Regions from separate parts of the Mus musculus genome. Here region 2 is linked to region 1. The links are chromatin loops, found by intact Hi-C in ENCODE. Cell type or tissue: heart. All regions are shown on one strand. Links, peaks and the distances in the headings refer to the core of each region. The heading gives the core; the rest is flanking DNA. Region 1 holds the start of Rnf10 (ring finger protein 10). Region 2 holds the start of Srsf9 (serine and arginine-rich splicing factor 9).

What was found. A loop is a pair of places that touch in the nucleus more often than their neighbours do. Peaks named below come from ENCODE experiments on the same cell type or tissue, not always from the same donor. Only the 100,000 strongest peaks of a DNase experiment are listed, where the experiment ranks them.
Region 2: a loop joins it to region 1, with 3 times the contacts of the local background. A loop is called at or near these places in 7 of 42 quality-filtered maps.

What each region holds. Positions count from the first base shown.
Region 1 is chr5:115,267,271-115,279,637 of GRCm38, forward strand. It overlaps Rnf10 (ring finger protein 10), which reads right to left and starts at 5,625. Exons shown (of 17, transcript NM_016698.2): 1 at 4,987-5,625. The coding sequence starts at 5,143. In heart, for the core only: CTCF peaks have their summits at 7,301 (motif pointing left) and 8,940 (motif pointing left); DNase peaks (open chromatin) are centred at 5,091 and 5,661; H3K4me3 peaks cover 2,159 bases; H3K27ac peaks cover 2,022 bases.
Region 2 is chr5:115,321,950-115,334,564 of GRCm38, forward strand. It overlaps Srsf9 (serine and arginine-rich splicing factor 9), which reads left to right and starts at 5,228. Exons shown (of 4, transcript NM_025573.3): 1 at 5,228-5,550; 2 at 8,549-8,709; 3 at 10,168-10,340; 4 at 10,627-11,131. The coding sequence starts at 5,360. The coding sequence ends at 10,770. Gatc (glutamyl-tRNA(Gln) amidotransferase, subunit C) reads right to left here. Exons shown (of 3, transcript NM_029645.3): 3 at 11,293-12,615. The coding sequence ends at 12,590. In heart, for the core only: no CTCF peak of the experiment used is centred there; DNase peaks (open chromatin) are centred at 5,152, 5,742 and 9,222; H3K4me3 peaks cover 3,543 bases; H3K27ac peaks cover 2,504 bases.

The sequences.
Region 1 (12,367 bases), core at 4,285-12,284:
CCAACCGGCTCTTATCTCCAAACCCAGCCAACACGCAGCTGAGGACTGATCCTACTGTCCTGCCTGGGACCCAAAGATAAAATTCACAGTGCTATTTTTGAAATGTTTTCTAGACAACTTGCCAGGACACACTAGTGAATAACCAGGGAGAAACGGCCCTCCTCTCTCAGAAGGAACAAGAGGACCCACATCAGATTTTGGAAAATAAGTTTCTAGAAGAATTTTATTTTATGATTTTATTTGTCTTCTCCATTTCTTTGTTTTCATTTTTGTTATGTTGTTTCTGGCCCACTCTTAAACCTCAGACTGGCAGTTCCCAGTTCCAGCTGTGCATCAGGGTCACTTCCAGGGCTTTAAGATTATGAATGCTGCCCGGTGCTGCAGTTCTCGGGAGGTTGAGGACAGGAGAATACAGATGAGAACTCAAGCCCAGCCTGGACTAAGTAGCAAGTTCAAGGCCAGCTTAAACTATGCAGCAAGGCTAAGTCTAAGAAATTAAGGAAAAAGAGAGGTGGGAGAGGGAGGTCAAGCAAGCTGGGCCTAGTAGCACGGGCCTGGGATCTCAGTCACTCAGGAGGCCATTGCCATGAGGTCACAAGCCCAAGGCCTGCCTGCTTGGCTACAAACTCAGTTTAAGCCAATCCCAGCTAATGCTCAAATGATAATTTTTTTTTTTTTTTTTTAAAGATTTATTTATTTATTTATTATATGTAAGTACACTGTAGTTGTCTTCAGACACTCCAGAAGAGGGAGTCAGATCTTGTTACAGATGGCTGTGAGCCACCATGTGGTTGCTGGGATTTGAACTCTGGACCTTCGGAAGAACAGTCGGGTGCTCTTACCCACTGAGCCATCTCACCAGCCCTCAAATGATAATTTTTAAAAGAGGCTGGAGACACAACTCAGTGACCAAGTCCCTGCCTAACTTACACCAGGCTCAGAACCCAGTGTCAAAAATAAATAGATAATAGAGCTAGAGCTAGAGCTAGCTCAGGAGTTAAGAATCCCTGACTTTCCTTTTCCAGAGGACCCTCACTGGGTCCACACAATCATCTGTGACTGTACAGGAATTCAGGTGCCAGCACTCACAGGACACTGGGTGTCCAGCACAACCTTTAACCCTAGCTGTGAGGGGACAGCAACATTTAAGTCTGATTACCCAGTAACCCAGCTTCTGATCCCAGGTGACAGGAACAAAGTCAGCACAGTGGTTCACACTGCCAACCTCAAAATAACTGCTTCATAATACCCGACCTTCCCTTAACCTCCGCCTCGGGAGGAGGAACAAGAGCAGGGTTCCTGGACAGGGACTACAGCTGGCCTACAAATCCCTGACCTGTCTTGTCTATAAATATTTACTTTCTCTGTTCTTTCTCTATGGCATCCCCTGGTCCCTAAATTTCTTCTCTCCTCTGGGCTGTATTGTTGGGACAGTCTCTTGGTAAACTCTTCTAACAGTCTTAGCCCTGCTGGAAGAAAGCTGTAGAAATATAGCCAGAAACGGGATGTTTTGTTAAGTATTCAAGGCAATTAGCCAAGGCTGTAGACTAAAAGATCAAGAAACTCCTGGTAGTCAGATTTACCTATGACAGCATACCAGTGAAGAGCAAGCATAAGCTAGCCACAGAAAACAAACATATCAGATATATTTATGTAGTTAGAAAGCAAAGGACCACTTACAAACTTCCACAGCTTACAGATGCCGAGGGAGGGAGAGGCTAAGCCATGGTGGTGACACACACCTACAGCTCCAACACAGGCCCCTCAGGAACCTCAAGGCAGAATGGGGTCTGGTTCCTGAGACATGAAACTGTCTCCAGAAACCAAACACATTTTGTGTGTTTTTCTTTGTGTTGGCAAAAGAAAGTGAAATGGTATCTTCATTCCACAATCCCATTCTTCCGAGTCAGGACTCTGAAACAGTCCTGACACTACCCACTGCTCCGTGCACATCTTAGTCACATCTCCTTCTCTAGCAGACCTCTCAATGGCAATGCTTTCTCATGTTGTTGGCAACAGAGTCTTACTATGTGACCAGGAAGCCCTGGAACTTGCTCAGTAGCCCAGGGTAGCATCAAACTCTTGATCCTCTGCTTCGGCCAGTGAGTGCTGGGATTACAGGCTGTCCCCACACACTCGGAGCCTTCATTTAGTTTCTTTCTTTTCACTCTTCTTAGTTTTTCTAGACAAGGTTTCTCTGTGTAACCCTAGCTCTGTAGACCAGGCTGGCCTCAAACTCAAAAGATCTGCCTGCCTGGCTTCCCAAGTGCTGGGATTAAAAGTGTGGACCACCACGCCCGGGTTATTTTATTTTTTATGTGTATGGTACTTTGCTTGCAAGTTTGGCTGCACAACACATGTATGTTTATGACTGTGGAGGCAGAAGACAGTATCAAATTCCACAGCACTGTGGAGCTGGGAACTAAACCCAAGCCTTCTGTAGGAGCAACAAGTACCCACTGAGCTAACTCTCTAGCCCCTGCTTCATTCATAGTTCTGTGATTGTTTTACTAGGGTTCTGATGTGTTTCTGAGGATCAATGCCAGGCCCGAAGATGGTGCCTTGCCTGTCTATAGTTCCAGCTGGTCAAGGGGCCTGCCACCAAGCCTGACCACCTACCCAAAATAACACATGTAGGGAAAAATAGATTAAAGAAAAGGTCAGTCAGGAATGTGGTAAAAAGCCTTCATCACATCAGTTCTCTTGCTTAACCTTTTAAATGTATCACCATCCTGTGGGTGCAGGATGTACAGGTGGAAGGGCGTGAAGTCAGGTCTTTCTTCCTTCCTCTCAGAGGGCATGGAAAGGTGGAACACCTACTCTAACTGCTAAGCCATCCTACCTCACTGAACTCTACTACCCTCTCTTATGCTGTCTGATATGTCACAAGCTTTGGCCTACTGCTCACTGAACAATAAATAAAGCATTTATTGCAGCTGACTCATGCAAGAATGTTTTATTGACTTAGGGAGGGCCCTAAAAAATTTAAGTTGAGAACTCTTGGAGAACCAAAGCTTAGCATTACCTCTACAAGCAAGGCTGAAGTCATCCATTACTCTGAGAAACCCTCAGACCTCTCTCCAACAACAGCCAAGATTTACAATAAAACTACACATGTGCAAAACTCCAGAATCAGTTTATACGGTTCAGAGGCGAGTTACACTAACACCTGCTTAGACAGTAAAGCACTGGTACATCACAGCGAAAACTGGTCCCTACCCAAGTTACACAGGCAACTTCTACACATCCTCAGGTAGACCTGGTAATGGAGTTTGTCATACCCTACAGATAAACTCTCAGTCAGTAAGCCTTATAATTTTAGTGCTTTTTTTTTTTTTTTTTGCTCTTTAATTTGAGGGGGGTGGGGGGATGCTAAGGATCAAACCCAGGGCCTTGCATATTCTAGGCAAGGTCTCTACCACTGACCCATACCGTCCAGCTCTTTGAATCTTAGACTGTCAGCTCAAAGCTCCCCATCTGTCACACATGCTCTCTCTCACAAAAACACACTGCGGAATCCAAACAAAGTTACTTGCACATACATCTTTGCACTAAATACATCCAGTGATGTTTGGCACTGGAAAACTACGGGGTGTGCTCTTCCAGGAGACCCCCTCTCCCACTCCCAGTGTTACTAAGTCTCCTGGAGTTCTTTGTGTAGGGTTCAGGTTCCTAGGCTCCTCCCCACGCTCAGGTTCACTGGTGGATATGCATAGAACTCATACACATGCTTGCTGACATGTATATGCACATGCATACAGATGTGTGAAAGAAGGACATGAAGGAGATTAGCGGAAGGTTACACAGGAAGCTTTGGAGGGAGGAAAGAGAAGGAGAAACATTGTAATTAAACCACAATCTGAAACTTGGCTGTGTCTGAGATTTTGGAGGTGCTTGAGAAGCAGAGGCAGGTGGATCTCTGAGTTCAAGGCCAGCCTGGTCTATAGAGTGAGTTTCAGGACAGGCAAGGATGCAAAGAGAAACTTGTCTCGAAAAACCAAAAGACTGATTGAAAAAAAAATTACTATCTCAAAAATACTGCCAACATGGTAAAAGTTTAAAAGAGATTTGTACACAGCTCTGACACAAGATGGAGAATGCTGGACTCGGGATTCTGCCATCTCCTAATCCACAGCCTAGTTTATTCTCTGCGGTGGAATAACTCCTGGCTAGACAGGTTAAACGATTAGAGTAGTGCTATCACACCTAAAAGCCTACCCGTGTGCTTTGTGCATAATCAGTAAGTAGTATTATTATATTATTATAATAATATCATTATTATTATGTTATAGTAATACTAAGAAGCCTGACTACACACATCACTCTCTCTCTCACACACACACACACACACACACACACACACACCATGAAAGCCAAGCCCATATAACCTACCGCACACAAACAGGCATAATATTTAGGCAAAAAGTTGTCAAGTACTCTAAGCGCTTAGCCCATTTACTTAATAGTGTGTATTAGCAAACTCAAGGACTGAACCTAAATGAACTGAATGCAGGGTCTGCATGCTTTACTATCACGCCGAGCAACGCCATCCCAACATGAGTCCTCTTAAACAGAGGAGCAGACCCGGTGCCAGATTTAAGTCTGAAAATCCTCGGGCCTCACCCTCTCTTATTCAAACTTGAATGCCACCCAAAGCTAATCCGACACTAGAAGAGAAAACAAAGTCAATTGTTTTAGAGCCTGGACCGACGGTGAGTCACACAAAGCCAGGTCTTGAGGCCTTCTGTGAGGTGCTTGCCACCTGGATGACCTTAACCCTTTCCAAAATCTCAGATCCCTCATCTGCAAAATGGGGCTAAGAATAGCGCCTACTTCAGCCAGCTGTTTTGAATATGAATGCAAGGGCCCAAATTAACCACGCAGCGCAGATCGGCTTAACCGTAAATACTGGATGTCAGTGCAAGCGGAAGGTGGGTCGTTTGTCCCTCCTCCCCCAAGTGACCCGGCAGACCCGCCGGCTCTTACCACTCTTGGGTTTAGACTCGCCGGCCGGCCCCGCCGAGGCGGAGCGGGGCGGCTGTTGCCCTTTGCTGCTGCCCGAGGAGGCGGAGGAGCTGTTGGAGCCGCTGTTCTTGTCCATGTCGGAGGCGGTGGCGGCGGCGCTGGGGGAGCTCTGCGGCATCAAAGGGGGCCTCGGCGGCGACGGCGGTCGGAGCGGAGCGGGCGCGGCGGGGACCCAGGCTCATGGCGTTCAGGGCCGGCGGGGGTCGGCGGCGGCAGCGGTTCTCGGCCTTCATGGCGACATTTTTCCTTGTTTCCTTCCTCAGCTTCTCAAAATGGAAGGAGAAGCGGCAAGGTGGGGTTGTGGGGCCCAGAGGCGGCGGTGACCGAAGAGGAGGACGAGGACGAGGAGGAGGAGGAGGAGGAGGCCGGGGCTCGGAGGTCCGGGCCGGGCCTGGCGGGGCAGAGGCTGCGGGGGAAAGGGAGGCGCGGGAGGGTCGCGAGCCCCGCCGGCCGGCCGGACACGCTCTCCCGCCGCGGGGCAGGAGAGAGGGCTGGCTGTCTCGGTGCCGGGGACCGGGGTCTCCGACACAGCGACCGACACTCGCCTCTGGGCCGAGGCCGAGCTGCTCCGGGAATGGCGACGAGTCGCCAAACAGCATCTCCAAGAACCCGGATGGACTATTTATATAGTTGCCAGGCGGGCGTGGTGCATTCTGGGAAGTGTAGTCTTTTACCTACATCCGGGTCCTAGGGGAGGGACCGCTTGTGCCTGCCAATGCTTTTTTTCTCTCTTCCCTGTTCGAGGTTTCTTTTCCTTCCCGCCTCCCTAGCGGGTTCCTTCTTTTTGAGACAATGTTTCATTTTGTAGTCCTAACGGGACCTGAACTCTTTGTGTGCAACAGTCTGGCTTCCAATTCACAGATATTCCTCGCCAGTGCTTGGATTTTTTTCTTTTTTTAAAAAAAAGATGTGTGGGTGTCTGGCCTCCTACAATACCAAGCAAACACGTGGTATACAGACATACTCATATAGACAAAACACCCATACACAAAATTTTTTAGAAAACCAAGTGGAGTGTGATGGCCCACCTGCAATTCCGGTGCACCGGAGACAAGAGATCTGGAAATTCCCAGAACAAACTGGCTAGCCAGACTAGCTCAAATGGTGAGTCTACCTAGCCATTCTGTGAAGAATGTGGAGAGTCTTGGAGGAAAACACTCAATGGCAGCCTCAGAACTCCATGTACACCTGTGCATACGTGTAAGATTTTTCATACACGTATGCATGCCACATTCATATATAAAGATCGGTAAGAAGCAACATTCGAAACACCAACAAAGAGAAACAACATAGTACAGTTAAGTAAGGAGATGCTAATCAAACACGTTTCAATAGAAAAGCATCCCAGCTTGAGAGGGATAAAAGAGGACTTCTTAGAAATGCTGTGTCATGTGACACACACAGGACGAATGGAATTTGGGGGGGGGGGGCTGTTAGGGATCAAATCCAGAGCTCCATGCTCACAATCTAGTTTTCTACCTCTAAGCTACTACCTCATCTAGCCGATGAGTGGAATTTTAGCAATCGTGTATGTAGGAGAACTAGAGTGGCTCATGCCTGTATCACTAATACTCAAGAAGCAGAGACAGAAGACGGATGCCAGTGGTGCACATCTTTAATCTCAGCACTCAGGAGGCAGATGCAGGTGGATCTCTGAGTTCAAGGCCAGCCTGGTCTACAGAGCAAGTTTCAGGTCAGCTGGGGCTACACAGAAAAACCTTGTCTCAAAAAAATAAATAAATAAACAGAGACAGGAAGTGCAGAGTGTAAGGCTAGCATGTGCTACATAGTGAGACCATGTTCCTTATAAGAGAGAAAAAGAATAAAAGCAGACAGTGTAGTGTAGTCACAGGGCCCTTGCATGGGCAAAGTTCTGATTTGATCCTCAGTATCATAAATGGGAAAGGAACAAGAATGTGCGGGCCAAGCCAGGCAGTGGTGGCGCACACCTTTAATCCCAGCACTTGGGAGGCAGAGGCAGGGCAAAAAAGAAAGAAAAGAAAAGAAAAAAAGAAAGAAAGAAAAATGAAAAAAGCAGGAGTCAGACTCTTATTTGGTTCCTTATTATCATATAGTATATGAGATATTATTTAGTATGGAAGGAATCAGTTTAAAATGACATGGAGATCCATAGAACTATAACTTGGGGGGGAGGGGTTTGCTAGAGAGATGGCTCGGAGGTTAAGAGCACTGAATGCTTTTCCAGAGGTCCTAAACTCAATTCCAAATCACAAACATGGTGGCTCACAACCATCTGTAAGGTGATCCACTGCCCTCTTCTGGTGTGTCTGAAGATAGCTACAGTGTACTCACATATATAAAATAAATAAATCCATTTTTAAAAAGGAACTATAATTTTTCAGTTTTTTGGTTGTTATTTTATTTTTGTGTTTACACATGTTTTACCAGCTAGTATGTCTGTGCCATGTGTCTCTAGATACCAGAAGAGAGGATTGTATACCCCAGCACTGGAATTAAAGCACCATATAGGCTCTGGGAATCAAACCCAGGTCCTCTGGAAGAGTAGCTAGTGTTCTTAATTGCTGAGCTATCTCACCTGAAAGGACTCTGGCTAGCCTGAGTGTGGTGAGCATGGCTCTGGCAAGCCCTGCCTTCTCTCCCTATTCCTTCTGCCTTTCTAAAAACCATGAAATTATCTTCCTAAAGCTAGCCCCCAAGGTCTGTTTCCTTATTTGGCCACATCCTGCTCCTGAGGCTGACTACCAAGGTCCAGCTATCAAAGTATTGAAGTGAAGAAATCAGAAGCCTCCTTTGGCTCAGCTAATTAACATGCCCACGCCCACTTAAAGTTAAAGGCCTCATCCTAACATGGGGTTTTCCCTTTTACCTTTATAAACTGCTATTTTCTTTTTCTTTTCTTTTTCTTTTTTATTTTTACTTTTTTTTTTTTTTTTTTTTTTTTTGGGTTTTCGACCTAGGGTTTCTTTGTGTAGCCCTGGCTGGCCTGGAACTCACTCTGTAGACCTGGCTGGCCTCAAACTCAGAAATCTGCTTGCCTCTGCCTCCCAAGTGCTGGGATTAAGGCCTGTGCCATCACTGCCAGGCATCTGCTATTTTCCTATGAGCCATGTCTGTCTCCTCTCTATCCAGAGGCAAGGCTTCTTCCTATGGGACAAATGCCCCTCCCCCTCTTTCCTGTTCCCTTCATCTTCTCCCTCTTCCTCTATCTCCTTCCTATCTTTGTCCCTTATCCCTGCCCTCTCTCCCTCTGGAGGAAATAATCTCCTTTGAAAATTGAGAACTTGGTCTTGGGGGTCCTGAGTGATACTTTTCCTTTCATCACTGGCCCCAAGGAGTTTGTTTTTGTTTGTTTTTGACAGGATCTCACTTTTTAGTCCTGGGTGACCTGGAACTCTCTATAGAACCAGTCTAATCTCAGACTTACAAAGATCCACCTGCTTGTGTCTCCTGAATATGCTGTAATTAATGGTGTATACCGCTATAACCAGTAAAAACTTTTTTTATTGTTGCATTTATTTTTTGTTTGTTTCCTCTCTCTCTCTCTCTCTCTCTCTCTCTCTCTCTCTCTCTCTCTCTCTCTCTCTCGTGTGTTTGTGTGTGCGCGTGTGCGTGTGCGCGCGCGCGCACGCGCATATGGGAAGAGTATATACCATGGTTCACATGTACAGTAAGAGGATAACTTGTGGAAGTCAGTTCTCTCCTACCAGGATGAAATTCAGGTTGTTTCAGGTTGGCAGGAAACACTCAGAGCTATCACACGGCGGCCTACAAGTATCCTTTAAAAAGATTCCCCTGTAACGAGGCTGGAGAGAAGCGCAGTGGTCAAGAGCGCTTGTTCCTTTGGCTGTCGGGATTTGGTTACCAGCATCCTCTTCGGGTGGCTCACAACCACTCCTAGTTCCAGTTTCAGGTGTCTGGCGCCCCCTTCTGGCCTCCGAGGGCACCAGATACGCATGGAATCATTTAGCATACATGCAGGCCAAACACTCATACACTAAACTAAAAGTAAACACCCTGGCTGCTGTGCGGGAGCACGCCTTTAATCCCAGCACTAAGGAGGCAGAGATAGGTGGATCTGGATCTCTGAGTTCGAAGCCACCCTGGGTTCCACGACAGCCAGGGATACCCAGAGAAACCCCTGCCTGGAAGAGACACAAAACAAAACAAAACAAAACAAAACAAAACAAAACAAAACGGACAAGGAAGTTGTAGAGGGCACTTCAGGGGGAAAGTTTTTTTGTTTTTTGGATTTTTATTTTATTTGTTGTTGGTTTGGTTCTTTTGGTATTTTTTTTTCTGAGACAGCGTGTCTGCTATGAAGCTCTGACTGTCCTGGAACTCACTCTGTAGATCAGGTTGGCGCCATACGCCACCTGTCTCTGCCTTCTGAGTGCTGGGATCGAAGGTGTGCACCACCACCAAAGCAGACTGCCCTTCTTTTGTTTTGTTTTTAAGACAAAGTCTCGCTATGTAGCCAAGGCTGGCCTCCTACTCTTAATATTCTTGCCTTGGCCTCCCAAATAATGATCTCTAGTAGTTCTTGTTTGGTTTTATGCTTTTGTTTGTATGTGGCGAGGGATAGTAGGTATTGAATCTAGACATGCTTGGACATGCTAGGCAAAGATTATACCTCAGTCTGTTTCCTACTTTTTATTTTGAGACGGGGCTCACTGTGGTGTCAGAGCTAACCTAGAATTTGGAATTATCCCGCCTCAGCATCCCAGCTCAAGTAGCTGGGGCTACAGAGCTTCACCATCAAGTCTAGGACTCGTTATTCTTCACAGTTACACACACACACACACACACACACACACACACACACACTTTTTTGTGTGTCAACTTGACACAAGCTGGAATTATCACAGAGAAAGGAGCCTCCCTTGAGGAAATGCCTCCATGAGATCCAGCTGTAAGGCATTTCTCAATTAGGGATCAAGATTAGTGGAGGGTCCATTGTGGATGGGGCCATCTCTGGGCTGGTGGTCCTGGGTTCTACAAGAAAGCAGGCTGAGGAAGTCATGGGGAGCAAGCCAGTAAGCAGCACCCCTCCATGGCCTCTGCATCAGCTCCTGCCTCCAGATTCCTGCCCTGTGTGAGTTCCTGTCCTGACTTTTTGGTGGTGAACATCTATGTGGAAGTGTAAGCTGAATAAACCCTTTGCTTTCTTGGTCATGATGTTTGTGCAGGAATAAAAACCCTGACTAAGACACACACACACACACACACACACACAGAGAGAGAGAGAGAGAGAGAGAGAGAGAGAGAGAGAGAGAGAGAGAGAGAGAAGAGCATGCTTCAGTTGGAAAATGTAGTGTGATGTCCAGAAGGAACAGCTAAATCCCAAGGTCTACTCTGACACACAACAGAAGTACAGCAAGTTCTAAAATACTGTGGTGAAACTTTATTTCACAGAATGAAGACACGAGAATGCTAAGTGTGTGGATGAATAATTTCTTCCTTCTGTCATTGATAAAAATGGAAGCGAGGGGCAGAGGATCCCAGTGCAGGAGGTGTCCATCTGTCAGGATATACTGAATGGAGAAGACACTCTTCATTTAAAATTTCTTTCTTAGGATCCTTGGCATCTTCTCCTTGTGAAATATTTACAGAAAATATACATTTAAAAGGGATTTAAAACAGAAACATTCAAGCAGAATTCAGCAATCTCTATACTTGCCTTTGGACAAGATGTTCTGTAATATGTTATCTTGACCATAAAAAAAAATCAATTTTTTTTGTTTTGTTTTTTTGAGACAGGGTTTTTCTGTGTAGCCCGAGCTGTCCTGGAACTCACTCCATAGAACAGGCTGGCCTCAAACTCAGAAATCTGCCTACCTCTGCCTCCCAAGTGCTGGGATTAAAGGCATGCGCCACCACTGCCTGGCTTCAGTTTAAAAAAATTTTTAAAGGCCCTGTGTAGTGATACAGGCCTTTAATCCCACCTACCAGGAAGATCAAAAGTTCAAAGCCTGTATCTAGGTGACAAAGTGAGTTCAAGGCCTTGCCAACTTAGTGAAATGCTATCTCAACATAAAAGATAAGAGCTGGCAAGGTGGCTCAGTAGATCACAGTGCTTTAGTTGTAAGCCTGAGGATGTGAGTTCAATTCCCAGGGCCATGGAGAACTGACCCCTGAAAGTCATCTCCTGACCTCCACACATGGATCTTGGCATGTGCACGCCTACGTGTGAGAACACGCGTGCATGCACACACACACATCAAAAAGACACAATTTATTTAATTATTATTTATTTATTTTAAAATTAAATATACTACCAGTTGGTGGTGGCACACACCTTTGATCCCAGCAGTTGGGAGGCAGAGGCAGGCAGATTTCTGAGTTCCAGGTCAGCCTGGCCTACAGAGCAAGTTCCAGGACAGCCAAGGCTACACAGAGAAACCCTGTCTCATAAAACAAACAAACCAAAATTAAATACATTTAAAAGGCACTCGGGTAGAGTTTAGTGTCACAGCACTGTTCAAGTGTGCACTAGAACCTGCACACCATTCCAGATGCCACTAAAACGATGTGGGAGGAGTTCAGGCTTGTGCTGTCTGACTTAACCAGGCATGTTATGAGTTCAAGTACACTCTGGACTAGGTAAACTAGTTCCAGCTTTAAAAAATATATATATTCACATGAGGCACACACAGGGGGGTTGACTCATCAGTTATAATGCTTGTCACCAGCACCCAAATCCTTATGCTCATTCACCTAAAACTACAGTTTTAAGATATCTGACATCTCTGGGTTCCACAGGCAGCTGCACTCACGTTCACATACATCCACAGACACACAAGTGTATATACTTTACTTTAGATGTATGTTTGTATGTGTACATATATGTATACACACACATATGTATACACACACATATACATACATACACATATATGTATGTGTGTATATACATATACATATATACACATATATGTATGTGTGTATATACATATACATATATACACATATATGTGTATACATATATATATATTTTTTTTTCAAATCATGTAATTTTGATCTTTAACTTACAACATGCCTCAATTTCACCCAGTTCCTGCACCAGAAAACAAAAGTTGCAGGGCATGAGGGAGCACACTCCAGCACTTGGGTGGATTTCTGCGAGTTCCGGGCCAGCCTGGTCTATTCAGTTGTCTTTTCCATAGTAGTCTTTAGTCCTAGCTAACAGGATGGAAATATGGCCGCTGAAATATAATTAGGGCCTCTGTCTGAATTCTGCTTATTCCTGCTAAACTCTAGATTCAGTCAGGGAACACAGGAAAGGCTTTCAGGTTTCCAAATCCTAAACCAGGAGGACTCCTTAAAAAAACAGGCGTTTGGGGGTGCGTTCCACTAATGTGTC
Region 2 (12,615 bases), core at 1,454-9,453, 52 kb after region 1:
CAGGAGCAGTGGAGTACAGGTATCTGGATCCTAGAGGATGACGCGTGTGCTACAAAGGGCCTGGCTGGAGAAGTGACCCAAGCCCTTGGAGGAGCCCAGAAGATCGTGAGTTGGATCCCAGACATTGGACAGTTGGAGATTGACTTTTGCTTTTGATTGTGACTGTGCCCTGATATTTTCCCTCTTGAAGGAAGAAACTGTTTTAGTGGAGCCCACAGTTGAGACTTTTAATTGTAAAAAGACTTTGAATTTTAAAAGAGATGGATATTTTAAAGAGATTGAAATTTTAAGAATATGTAAAGACTGTGGGACTTTTAAAGTTATTTAGATCTTGGGGATGAATAAGATTGTAAGGGTTGAGGCTTACTAGTGATGTTTTTGTGTGTCAAGTTGACAAGGGGTCAATTGTACTGGCTAGTTTTGTGTTAACTTGACACAGCTGGAGTTATCACAGAGAAAGGAGCTTCAGTTGAGGAAATGCCTCCATGAGATCCAACTGTAAGGCATTTTCTCAATTAAGGGGAAAATCGGGCTGGTGAATTGGCTCAGTGGGTAAGAGCACCCGACTGCTCTTCCGAAGGTCCGGAGTTCAAATCCCAGCAACCACATGGTGGCTCACAACCATCCGTAACGAGATCTGACTCCCTCTTCTGGAGTGTCTGAAGATGGATACAGTGTACTTACATATAATAAGTAAATCAATCTTAAAAAAAAAATTTTAAAAAAAGTTAAAAAAAAAAAGGAGAAAATCAAGGGGGAAAGGCCCCTTGTGGGTGGGACCATCTCTGGGCTGGTAGTCTTGGTTCACTAAGAAAGCAGGCTGAGCAAGCCAGGTGAGGCAAGCCAGTAAAGAGCATCCCTCCATGACTCTGCATCAGCTCCTGCTTCCTTACCTGCTTGAGTTCCAGTCCTGACTTCCTTGGTGATCAACAGCAGTATGGAAGTGTAAGCTGAATAAACCCTTTCCTCCCCAACTTGCTTCTTGGTCATGATGTTTGTGCAGGAATAGAAACCCTGACTAAGACACGGAGCTTTTAGGGTCCCACTTGAGGTTTAATAATAAAGACACAGAGACATCTATATAGTTTGGAGCTGTTGGCCTGTTTGCTGGGGCAGTTTCTCAGGTTCCCCAGATAACGGAACACGACTTCTCTGTCCCTGAGTCTCTCCACGTGGTTCTCAGTGTCCTACATCCTTCCCACCAGCTTCTCTCCTCCTGGTCTTCATGGTCCTCCTGCCCCAGCCTCAGCCAACAGCTCCTTATTCTACAAAAAGCCATATTTATTCATCCTTATTCACCCAGTCTGAACCGACCGGCAACAGGACATCACCTGGTGCTTCTCTCTGTGTTGCCCTTTGGCATAGCGGGTTACTCAACCTTTACCGCCATGGCTGCTTGCTTTTTTAACATGATTATTTGCAGGGGATTGTCCTCTGAACAGGTGAGGAAGGACAAGCATTTACTTATAGAAAGCAGGTGATGGGTCAGAGAAATGATAATACCAAATATCCTGCCGGCACATGGCTCTGCCTGCATAGCAATTAACAACTGAAAACACCGGGGCAGACCTACATAGTCATGTGATTAAATGTGTGTGTATGTAGGGGGGTAGATTACCCCAACATCCAGGGTAGGTCAGGCCAGAAACTGGTGGGGCCTGGTTCTTTCCTTTCACCATGTGGGTCCGGGGGAATAAATTCAAGTTGTTGGAGCTGGCAGCAAGCGACTCCACCCCGAGCCATCTTGGTAGCCTAAGATCTATTTTTTTTAAAAAGCTTATGCCTGTGTACTGTGCATGTGTGTACATGTTTCTATGCATGTGCACATGCGTGTGTGTACATGTATGACTGGCTGCTGGGAGCCCTTGGCCCACCTGTCTCGCCTCTCCACCCCTACCCCCCTACCCCCTCTGTCGCTTTCACTGTAGCTCTTCACTTAAGGCTCTAGAAGCTGAGCCTGGGTTTTATGCTTGCATGGCAAGCATTTTACCACTTAAGCCAACTCTCCGGAGCCTCCCCTCAGGGGTTCTTAAACATGGGAGGCAGCACCCCAAGGTGGTCTCAAGGGTCTTACCCTTCACTAAACTACTTTACCTGACTGCTTCAGAGCAACTGCCTGGTCAGAAAACACGGCCTAATTTAAATCCAAAGATGGTGACTAATGAGATCAATAGATGTTTCCCTGTCTACAATCTGTGCCTTAGCAGAGTGTGAACAGGAAGCCAGGTTTTGGTCTGATTTGTGTTGGAATCTACAAAAAGTCAGGATCTGGCTTTACAGGAACAAAATCCTCCACCTTTAAGTTCCACACCGGGTCCTAACTGTCTCCTAACAATTTAGCCAATCCTAAGTTTTTCCATCTGGAGTCCTTCCTATCAGCTGACTCCTCTCTCTCTCTCTCTAGGATACTACCAAGTTTTCTCCAATAGCAAAACCAGAAATCTTTGCAATACTACATGGAAATGATAATTGAGAAACATTAATACATCTAAGTATACTCTGAAAAATTTAGATTTTTTTTAAACAATGTTTTGTTTTTAAAGATTTATTTATTTATTATATGTAAGTACACTGTAGCTGTCCTCAGACACTCCAGAAGAGGGCATCAGATTTCATTACGGATGGTTGTGAGCCACCATGTGGTTGCTGGGATTTGAACTCAGGACCTTCAGAAGAGCAGTCGGCGCTCTTAACCACTGAGCCATCTTGCCAGCCCAAATTTAGATTTTTTAATGCCTTTTTTTTTTTTTTTTGAGACAGTATCTCACTCACTATATAGCCTCAGCTGGCCTTGAACTCACTATGTAGAGCATCCTGCCTCTGCTTCCCAAGTACAGAAATTAAGGGTGTGTGTCACCATGCCCTCTGGGGAGAGCTTTAAAAACATACACTTAGATTCGAGATTCCATCTGGCCAGGGGTCTTCCCAGTTTGCCTTTGGGGCCTGGTAAGAGCAGTCAGAAGCGTTGCATATCCCAGACGCAAGACGCAGTCATATCTGAGAGGCCATTTATTGCACTTTATTCTACTTATAAAACCGAGTACAGGCTAATTACAATTTGGTAAACACAGAAAAGTACAAAAATAGAGGATTGTTGCCATCAGCAGATGTCTTACCCAAATATAGGAGAGGCAAAAATATAGGAGAGGTGAACGCAAGGAGGTAGCTCCACAGACGGAAGATTTTACTTTTACGCTGACATCTTAGCATTTAGTTAGGTTTTTGTTTTGTTTTGCTTTTCTGATGTAGGCTGGGTTGCCCTCAAACTCCATGTATTGCTGAAGGTGACCTTCTCCACCCACATCCTTTGAAAAGTTTCTATGCTTTTGGGTAATAAGCAATACCTAGTTATATGTATCTTTGTTTTGTTTTGTTTTTTCCAGACAGGGTTTCTCTGTGTAGCCCTGGCTGTCCTGGAACTCACTCTGTAGACCAGGCTGGCCTCGAACTCAGAAATCTGCCTGCCTCTGCCTCCCGAGTGCTGGGATTAAAGGTGTGCACCACCACCGCCTGGCTTTTTTTTTTTTTCTTGTATATTTTCTTCATTTATATTTCAAATGCTATCCCAAAAGTCCCCTATACACCACCCCACCCCCCTGCTTTTTTTTTTTTAAGACAGTTTTTCTCTGTGCCTCCTTGGCTGTCTTGGGATTAGCTCTGCACACTTGGCTGGCCTTAAATTCACAGAGATCCACCTGCCTTTTTTTTTTTCTCTAACTACACAGAATACAAGGATAAACATAAAGATATGTAATTTGAGGCTTTTGGGTTTTTTGTTTCTAAAGATTTATTGTATGTTCATTGGTGTTTTTGCCTGTATGTCTGTCTGTGTGAGGGTGGCAATCTCCTGGAACTGGAGTTACAGACAGCTGTGAGCTGCCATGTAGGTACTGGGTATTGAACTCAGGTCCTTTGGAAGAGCAGTCAAGGCTCTTAATCACTGGCACCATCTCTCCAGCCCCTGGACATATTGTTTTATGGTGTAGCCTTAGGCTGGGATCCAAAAATCTTACAGAGAACAAATGAAACAACAACCGAGCTGCCTAGGGTTACAGCTCTCTATCATCTTGCTATCTTTGCCTTATATCCCTCCAGGCATCTAGGTTTGAATAGTTTTTCAGGGTAGGATCTCAGTAAGTTGTTGTCAAGGCTAGCCTAGAATTTTAAAGTCTCTCACCTTAGCCTCAGGAGAGTGAGATTTACTGGCATGCATTCCCACTCACTGTTTTGTTTGGTGAGGTTGTTCTATAGTTTAGAATGCACAAATAGGCAAACTCTACAGTGATGCTTGTGGTGATATGAAATAATACATGCGTATCCTCCACAGATTCTCTTTTCTCTCTCTTTCTTGGAGACAGGGTAGCTGTGAAGTTTCAAACCCGGGATGATCCGCTGAGGTGCCTATATAAGATACCAAAGCAGACCTGGTCTCCAGCTTCTGGCATCCTCCAGTCCTTATCTGTTACAGGGTTTGGCTGACATACCCCGCCCTCCAGGCCAGGGGCTAGGCTGCCCTTCCCCTAGAGGCTCTTCCCTATATAATCCAGACATCTTGACTACCTTCCTCTTTTTACACCTTTTGACCTTCTGACTGCAGGATCTGTTTCCCCTCTCCTTCCCGCCTCTCCTCACAGGGCCCAGTTCTGCCTGGTCTCGTCCCCTTCTGGACTCTCCTAGATGGCCTCCCTCTGAGTATAGTATGCTCTCCCACATACCTACAATAAACCTTCTTCTCCACTATACCTTTTATTTCTCTATGTAAACCAGGCTGGCCTTGAACTCATGGAGATAGTTGCTCCTGCCTCTGTCCGGGTTCGGAGTGTTGGAACGAAAGGTTTGCGCATCCACTCTCCATTCTCCAGAAACTCGGACAACCAAGCTTTGGCGACCATCTCAGGCTTACACCTCGGGTCTAAGGGACGACTACAGACCTGAGACCGAGGGCCAGGATAGCCCAGCGCTGGGCAGTCTGAGGGCTTCTGTGGGGTCCGCGTCCTTCTCCTCAGAAGGACAGCCCCAAGCTTAGTGACCTACCAGCTTAGGAGGCGCTCGGGTCCCACCTCCGGGAACCTTCCGCTCGCATCTCTAGGGAGAGACCCCGCCCTCTGCGCAAGCGCACCTCGCGGCGGCGGCTACCCCTTTAAGATCGCTTTAAAAATCCTCCGACCGCCGCCCCCTCCCGCCCCCGCTTCCTCACGGCTTCCGCGCCGCGTTCCCACAATGCAGTGCGGCTGAGCGCCTCGGGAGCCCGCGGGGGAGGCTGCGGCGGGGGGCCCCGGGCTGAGGAGGCGGCGTCGGCGGCGGAGGCGGCTGCGACGGGACGTGGGCTGCGGCGGGCCCGCGGCGTCGGCCGGTGCGGATGTCGTCGGGCTGGGCGGACGAGCGCGGCGGCGAGGGCGACGGGCGCATCTACGTGGGCAACCTTCCGTCCGACGTGCGCGAGAAGGACCTCGAGGACTTGTTCTACAAGTACGGCCGCATCCGCGAGATCGAGCTCAAGAACCGGCACGGCCTCGTGCCCTTCGCCTTCGTGCGCTTCGAGGACCCGCGGTGAGGATTCCGCCGGCGGCTCGCCCCATCTCCGCCGGGCCCGGCCTCCCCTCCCCTCCCCCAGCGCCTTCCCCTCCCCCTCCCCGCCGTGCTGACCCCTCGCGGCGCCCCCCCCCCACCCCCGGCTGGAGGCGGCTTTGCCTGGTGTCACTTCCTTCAATCGGAAGGCTCCAGCCCGCCCGACTTGCCCCCGAGGAGGGTAAAAACCAGCGCGCTCTGCCCAGCCCTCGAGTTTGGGAAAAGCACCCTAACGGGAAGCACCCCGAAATGAGGGAAGCGCGGGGCTCGGGTCCCCCGAACCGACCCTGCAGAGGACTCGGCCGAAGGCGACAGTCGCCCATCCCGCCCCCTCCTCCCGAGTCCGGGTTCGGGTCTGTGGGTGGGGGTGGCCCTCGCCGTTACCGGGGAACAGACGGCGTTGGCGGGGACCACAGGTTGCCTTGGGCGGCTGAAAAGCGGGGTGTCTGGAGCCAGCCCTCACTTGGGCGCCCCACCGAGCCTAGTTCTAGTAAAGGGGGATCAGATTAAACAGCGGGAGAGAGAGACGGGTGGGGGGTTAGCATCTCTGATTTCATTCCCCTCTAATGAGGGAAGTTAATTCCCCGCCAGAAGCCAGAAGTTAATTGTAGCAGGGATGTGGAAAAGCTAGGCTCCCCCAAAACCCGCGCCGAAGGATCTTTGATTTTTTTTTTAATTATTATTTTTATTTTTTTTGTGTGTGTGTGCAAATGTCGTGAGCCCTGGGTCAGGAAGAGGCCGGAAAGTATGCTTTAGTTTAGAGATCTCTGCGCCGTTGGCGGTCGTCCCCTTGGGAGGGTCAGTAAGGACCTGTTCCCTGTCTTCTCAGCCTCGTTGGGAGGAGAGCTTCATCTCTGCCTGCCGACCCGGTGTCTCGCCGGCCTGGGTTGGAGATTACGGATTCACAGTAGAAGTACTCCGGACTTCGATGGTTGAAGACTAACCCAGCTTATCCCCTAAGTGTCTTGCAGTTTGCCTCAAAAAATAGACTGAAGCTTTTTTTTTTTTTTTTAAATACAAATGAACGTGAGAAAAATTATGGCCCTAATGAACAGTGCCATTGTGTCTTTAATAGTCAAGTTCTGTGTCAAGTGCCACGCCTCGTGTAGTTAGCGTTTTTCAATAGCCCATGAAGCAGAGGATGCTGACCGTATTTCACACAAAATGCGGATTGTTTAATGCAAGAGGTTAGTAAAGGGATAACAATTGGTAGGTGTTTGGAGAGGATCTAGGTAGGATTTGCACCCCGTAACTACTGTGTGGTGTGACAAAAGACCTATATTCTGCTCTATTTGGGAAGTTTCAAAGAAAGCACTTAAGATTTGATAACTGTTGGATAGGCAGTTATAAATTAACTATAATTTCTCAATTAGAGTTATAAAAGCTTCAAGAGGTAACTTAGATCCTTTACCTACAAATTCTGCTTTTAATCCCTAATACGCCTGACCCTTCCAGTCCATTGTAATTCACTCCAGCAATCAAGGTGCCATGGTCGTGTTCCTTGATGCCTTTTGTGTGTGTGTGTGTGTGTTTTAGACAGGGTCTTATACTATAGCTCTGACTGGCCTGAACTTGAACTCACAGAGATCCGCTTGCCTCTGGCTCCTGTAGCTGGTGTTAAAGACGTGAGTCACAGAACCTAGACCTCTTATCTTTTTTTTTCTTTTTTTTAATTTATGTATTATTTATTAAGATGACTTATGTGTGTGTGTTACCTGGCTATATTTGCTCCATGTGCATGCCTGTTGCCCAAGGAAGTCAGAAGAGGTGGTTGGCTCCCCTGGGACTGGAGTTACTGATGGTTGGGAACTGTCCTGTGGATGCTGATGGGCCCTCCTCTCATTTGTCTTTAATTTAATTTTGCAGTGACTTTTTGAGGCAGTCTTTCTTTGTCCACCACGGTGGTCTCAGAACTCCCTGCCTCAGCCTCCCGGGTGCCTGGTTTTTGAAACACTTTTAATGTGTCTCCTGCTCCGTGAGCTCTGTCTTGTGGAAGACTATTACAAGGCCTATTGTAGGATGTTTCCAAGCTGTCAGTGGGCGTTCTCAACCTTTCTGTAATACAGTTAGTTCTCCATGTTGTAGTGACCTCCAATCATAGAATTATTTCCCTTGCTACTTCATAGCTAATTTTGCTACTGCTATGGATAGCCATATAGATATTTTGAGACATAAAGGTTTGCCAGAGGGGTGGCGACAGGTTGAGAACCTCTGCTTTAGAGAATATGCTTGCCATGTTTTGATAAATTTGGTTTATTGACAAAATGAGTTATCTGTCAACAATTATTTTAATCCTACGGATCAGCCTCCCCCCCAAAACTGATTTGTGTGTGTATATGCACCCAGTATGTCAGATACATAGTGGGGGTCATAGGACAAAAGAAACACAGGATCCCCTTGAACTGGAGTTGCAGACTGTTACGAGCTTCTGTGTGGGTGCTGAGGACCGAAGCCCTGTCCCACGGAAGAACAGTGAGCTCTCTTAGCGGTGGAGCCGTCTCCAGTCCCTGAGTCAGCACCGTCTAAGTACTCTGTTTATCTGCATTTCTCATCCCTGGAGAACCATGTGCTTGACAACTGTAGCTGTGCGTTCAGAATAATGAGTTTGTTGTGCTGCCTTCATGCATACATGTCACATCTTGAGCTCATATTCAAACCCCTCCATTAATTGTCAAGTTGGTTTTGGTTGGTTTGTGTGTATTTTTCAGTTTCTGGGTATATTTTGCACTTTCAGTTTCTTAACATATTTTGCACTTCAGAGTGTGTGCATGCCCTGGCTGAGCCATCTTGCTGTCCCAGCTGTCAAACTTTGAGTAATGTGAACGGCCCTCCACCTGAGCGCAAGTGTGGCAAGCTTGTGTCTGGTGTCCATCTCCCTGTTCCCTCTGGCTGACTTCCCTCCCTGCTCAGTGACTCTCGCCCTCCATGGAGAAGTCACCCAGGCTGTGGGGTAGCACTGATCTCAGTCTTTGCCTTGCAGAGATGCTGAGGATGCGATCTATGGAAGAAACGGTTACGATTATGGCCAGTGTCGACTCCGTGTGGAGTTCCCCAGGACTTACGGAGGTCGGGGTGGGTGGCCCCGTGGTGCAAGGAACGGGCCTCCTACAAGACGGTCAGATTTCCGAGTTCTTGTTTCAGGTATGTTCTCACCACTTTGCTGAACGAGAGTCTAGCCTTCAAGGAAGTGTGTGGCTTAGTGTTGAGGACGTGGGACATGCTGGCTTCTCAGGAGCCAGTGCACCCGGGCAGCGGAAAGCTCTGCCCTGGTTAGTCAGGGAGGCAGACATTGTACGGATGAAACCGTGCAAGTAATGCAGCCTATGTGGGACGGAAACCTACTGCTCTTTTTGTTCTGAACCAGTCTCTGTGTAGTCTTAGAACTCACTCTGTAGACCAGGCTGTCCTCGAACTCACAGAGATCCCCCTGCCTCTGCCTCCTGAGCGCTGTGATTAAAGGCGTGTGCCACCATGGTCTGAGAAACACGTTTCTTAGAGTGCTTTCTTACTGGTGAGAGGCCAAGATGGTGGGAGAGCACTTGCTCCAGAGTTCTTTCCTCTGGGAATGTTCCTTCCTAGACATCACAGGAGCCAGCTGCACGCAATGTACAATCGTGGGCATGGCATTGGAAGGCATAGAGCTTTTATTTATAACTGGTGTCACCAGATGACGTGCCAAGTGCTCAGCTCAGCTGTGTCTTTAAAATATCAGTGCAGTGCCAAGACCCCGGGCAGGGCCCTCTGCACGTCACAGGGCAGTTGAGGGGCCCTTCTAGAGTGTGACAGTCCCACAATCATAGTCATGTGTACGAGTGATGGAATCTGTCTCCCTGTGTTCCTCTGTAGTTTTTAACCCTAGGACTCCACTCCCTCCTTCAAGATGTCATACATTATCTTTTTTTCTCTCCATGCTGCTCTGAACTCCTGCTTAGAAAACTATTAGGAAATGGCTGCAGTCCCGAGCTGTGCGCAGCAAACACAGCCTTTGAGAGCAGGAGCACATTTCCCTTTCATGACACCAGGTAGGGTCGTATGACTCCCAACTAGCTTTAGCGTCTGAGTGTCCCCTTCCCCACTGTAGTGAGGAGTGTTGTTCTCTTAAGGAGGTATTCTGTGCTCTGTCAGCCAGTCATGCTGTAAAGAAACAAACAAAACACGGACTCTTGTGCTGTTCCCTTGGCTGCACTTGGCTTTTTTCAAAACTCTCATGTCTTGGGAAAAATAAGTTCAGCAAGAAATACTTGGTACTAATAAGTTTCCTAATGGATAAAACCTGGAACTAGGTTTGGGGAGTGTCACATTGATTGTGAAGCACAGAGTGGTAAATTCTCAGAGGTTGAAAGCCTGTGATAGGCGGATTTGTTTGCTTAGTTGGGAGCTTTTTTGGTCTCTGGACAGTTAACTTAGACCAGCTTCTCACAGTGGCTTACCATATATACTTCAGTATATTTCTCTGGTTCTCTGCCCCATATGCTTTGTGACTTGGGAACCCTTAAGAATTAAGTGACCACAGAGCGTAGACCACCGTAGGCATAGCCAGCTCTCATAGGGCATTTAGCACGGCTGAGGTTGTGGTCTTCTCTTCCATTCTCTGCCTAGGACTTCCTCCATCAGGCAGCTGGCAGGACCTGAAAGATCACATGCGAGAAGCTGGGGATGTCTGTTATGCAGACGTACAGAAGGACGGAATGGGGATGGTTGAATATTTGAGAAAAGAGGACATGGAATATGCTCTGCGTAAACTGGATGACACCAAATTCCGCTCTCACGAGGTGGGTTCCTGCCTTCCATTAAGTCTAATTGACCAGCAATAATAGCGGGTCGTACTTTTTTCATTTGATGATGTCACTCTACCTTAAAGCCTGTCTAGAGTGAACAGAGCTACGGGGGTTGCTCTGCTTATAGCCTCCGTTTGAAACGGAGAGGACGGGTACCCACCTCCGTGTGACAGTGAACGTTGAGGGAGGTGACAATGCCAGGCACACAGTGAGTGCCAGGGCTGGGCTTTGCTCGTGCCTCTGGGTCTTCACTCTTCCCTTCTGTTTGTTTGGATTTCAGGGTGAGACTTCCTACATCCGAGTGTATCCTGAGAGAAGCACCAGCTATGGCTACTCACGGTCGCGGTCTGGGTCCAGGGGCCGCGACTCGCCATACCAAAGCCGGGGCTCGCCACACTACTTCTCTCCTTTCAGGCCCTACTGAGGGGGTGGGAAGGAAGGGTCTCTTCAGTTTTTTAGATGAGCTGGGCTACTTTGTGCTCAGAGTCTACATTCCAGATTGATTAGAGTCTTAGGACATTTTTTTTCTTTTCTTTCCTTTTATTTTTATTTTATTTTATTTTTTTTATTTTAAGGAACTACATAATTTCGGCTAGAGCCACCATACTAGCAGTGACCTGTTAGGCTGCAGAGAGAAGGTGTGTCTGTGGTTCAGGAACAAGCTGTACATTTTTCACCCTGACTATGGGACGGAAATCAGTGCTGCATCTTCATGGGCTGCTCTGCTCGGAGATGGGGCCCGAGGGGCCCGTTTTGTTCAGAAATATATTTTAAATGTTTAGTAATTGGCGTGCAGTTGTCTTTGATTGAGTATGTAGGTTTCATCTGATAGGTACTGACCAAAGAGAACCATCATTTGAGTTGTCATGGAAGTTTGTAAGGAACAGAAACTTCATCACTCTGCCAGAGTAATGGTGGCGATTGTAAAAAATCAGCACCAAAGGCAGACTCTGTTTTTTTTATTTTAAAGGTTGGTTTTTATTTACATGTTTATGCCGCGTGTGTGTTAGTGCCTACAGAGGCCAGAAAGACAGCATCAACCCCTGTGGAGCTGGAATTGCAGGAGGTCATGGGTCACCTTGAGTTGAGGTGGGCACCAGAGCCCGACTCAGCTCAGGATGAAGAACAGGAGGGTTTGTTTCTTTGGTTTGATGTTTTTCTTTCTTTCCATTTTCTTTTCCAGAGAGGGTTTCTCAGAATAATTCTGGCTCTGTAGACCAGGCTAGCCTTGAACTCAGGGATCTGTTGGCTTTTGCCTCCCAAGTGTTGGAATGAAATGAAAGACACGGAGCCACCATACCTGGGATAGGAAGGTCTCTGAATGACTGAGGGATCTCTGACCCAGACTCGGAGTTCTTACAATTCAGATCTGGCATTGTAAACTGAACTCTCCATAATAGGAGTTCACTGAGGTGGCTCAGGCCTCCAACCCCTGTGCTTGGGAGGCTGTAGCAGGAAGATAGCTGTGTGCTCAAGGCCAGCCTGATGTACAGAGAGGCCTATCTGAGCAACAAGAAAAGGGTGTGTGTGTGGGACACAGACATTGCAGATAAAGGGAAGAGAAAGAATGAAGACGGGCCTAGGGCTATTTTTAACAAGTTCTCTTTTCAGAAAGGAACTATTTGGCTGGTGTTCATATTGCATGGTATGTGTGTGGGGGTTGGGTGTTCACGTATACTGTGTGTGTGTGTGTGTGTGTGTGTGTGTGTATGTGTGTATGTTGTTCATGGACTGAGTGCAAGGTGGAGGTTGGATGGCCTTCTGAGAAAGAAAGATGGTTCTGAATTAGGAGTTCCCGGCTGTAGTTTACTTTGATACTACTCAAACATATCCATAAAACGAGCCCTCTGGTAGGCATAAGGTAGGTACCCAGAAACAGATGGTGATGTGCTGGCTCTGAAGCCAGTGGGAAAGCAACTAAAAAGAACTGATTTGTCTCTTCATCTCAGGTCATCTGTCTCTTACACCTAAACAGAAAAGTCCACATAGATATTTTGACAAGGTAGTGTTTTTTAGGGGCAGAGGAGGGAGGAAGTTGTTTTTCAGACAGAATGAGTCTGAGTATTTGATCCATTTCCTTGGAAGCAGGCTTGTGGTTTTCTGCTAGCTGGGTGTTGTCCAGTTGTCTTCGGATCAATTACCAAGAAACTGTAAATCCAGTTTATACTAGATAGAGTTCACAGTAGCAAATGACCACCCTTGTGAGTCCACCATGTTGACAGGGTGCCCCTTCCCCAGAATAGCTACTCTGCTGTGGAAGAAGGAATCT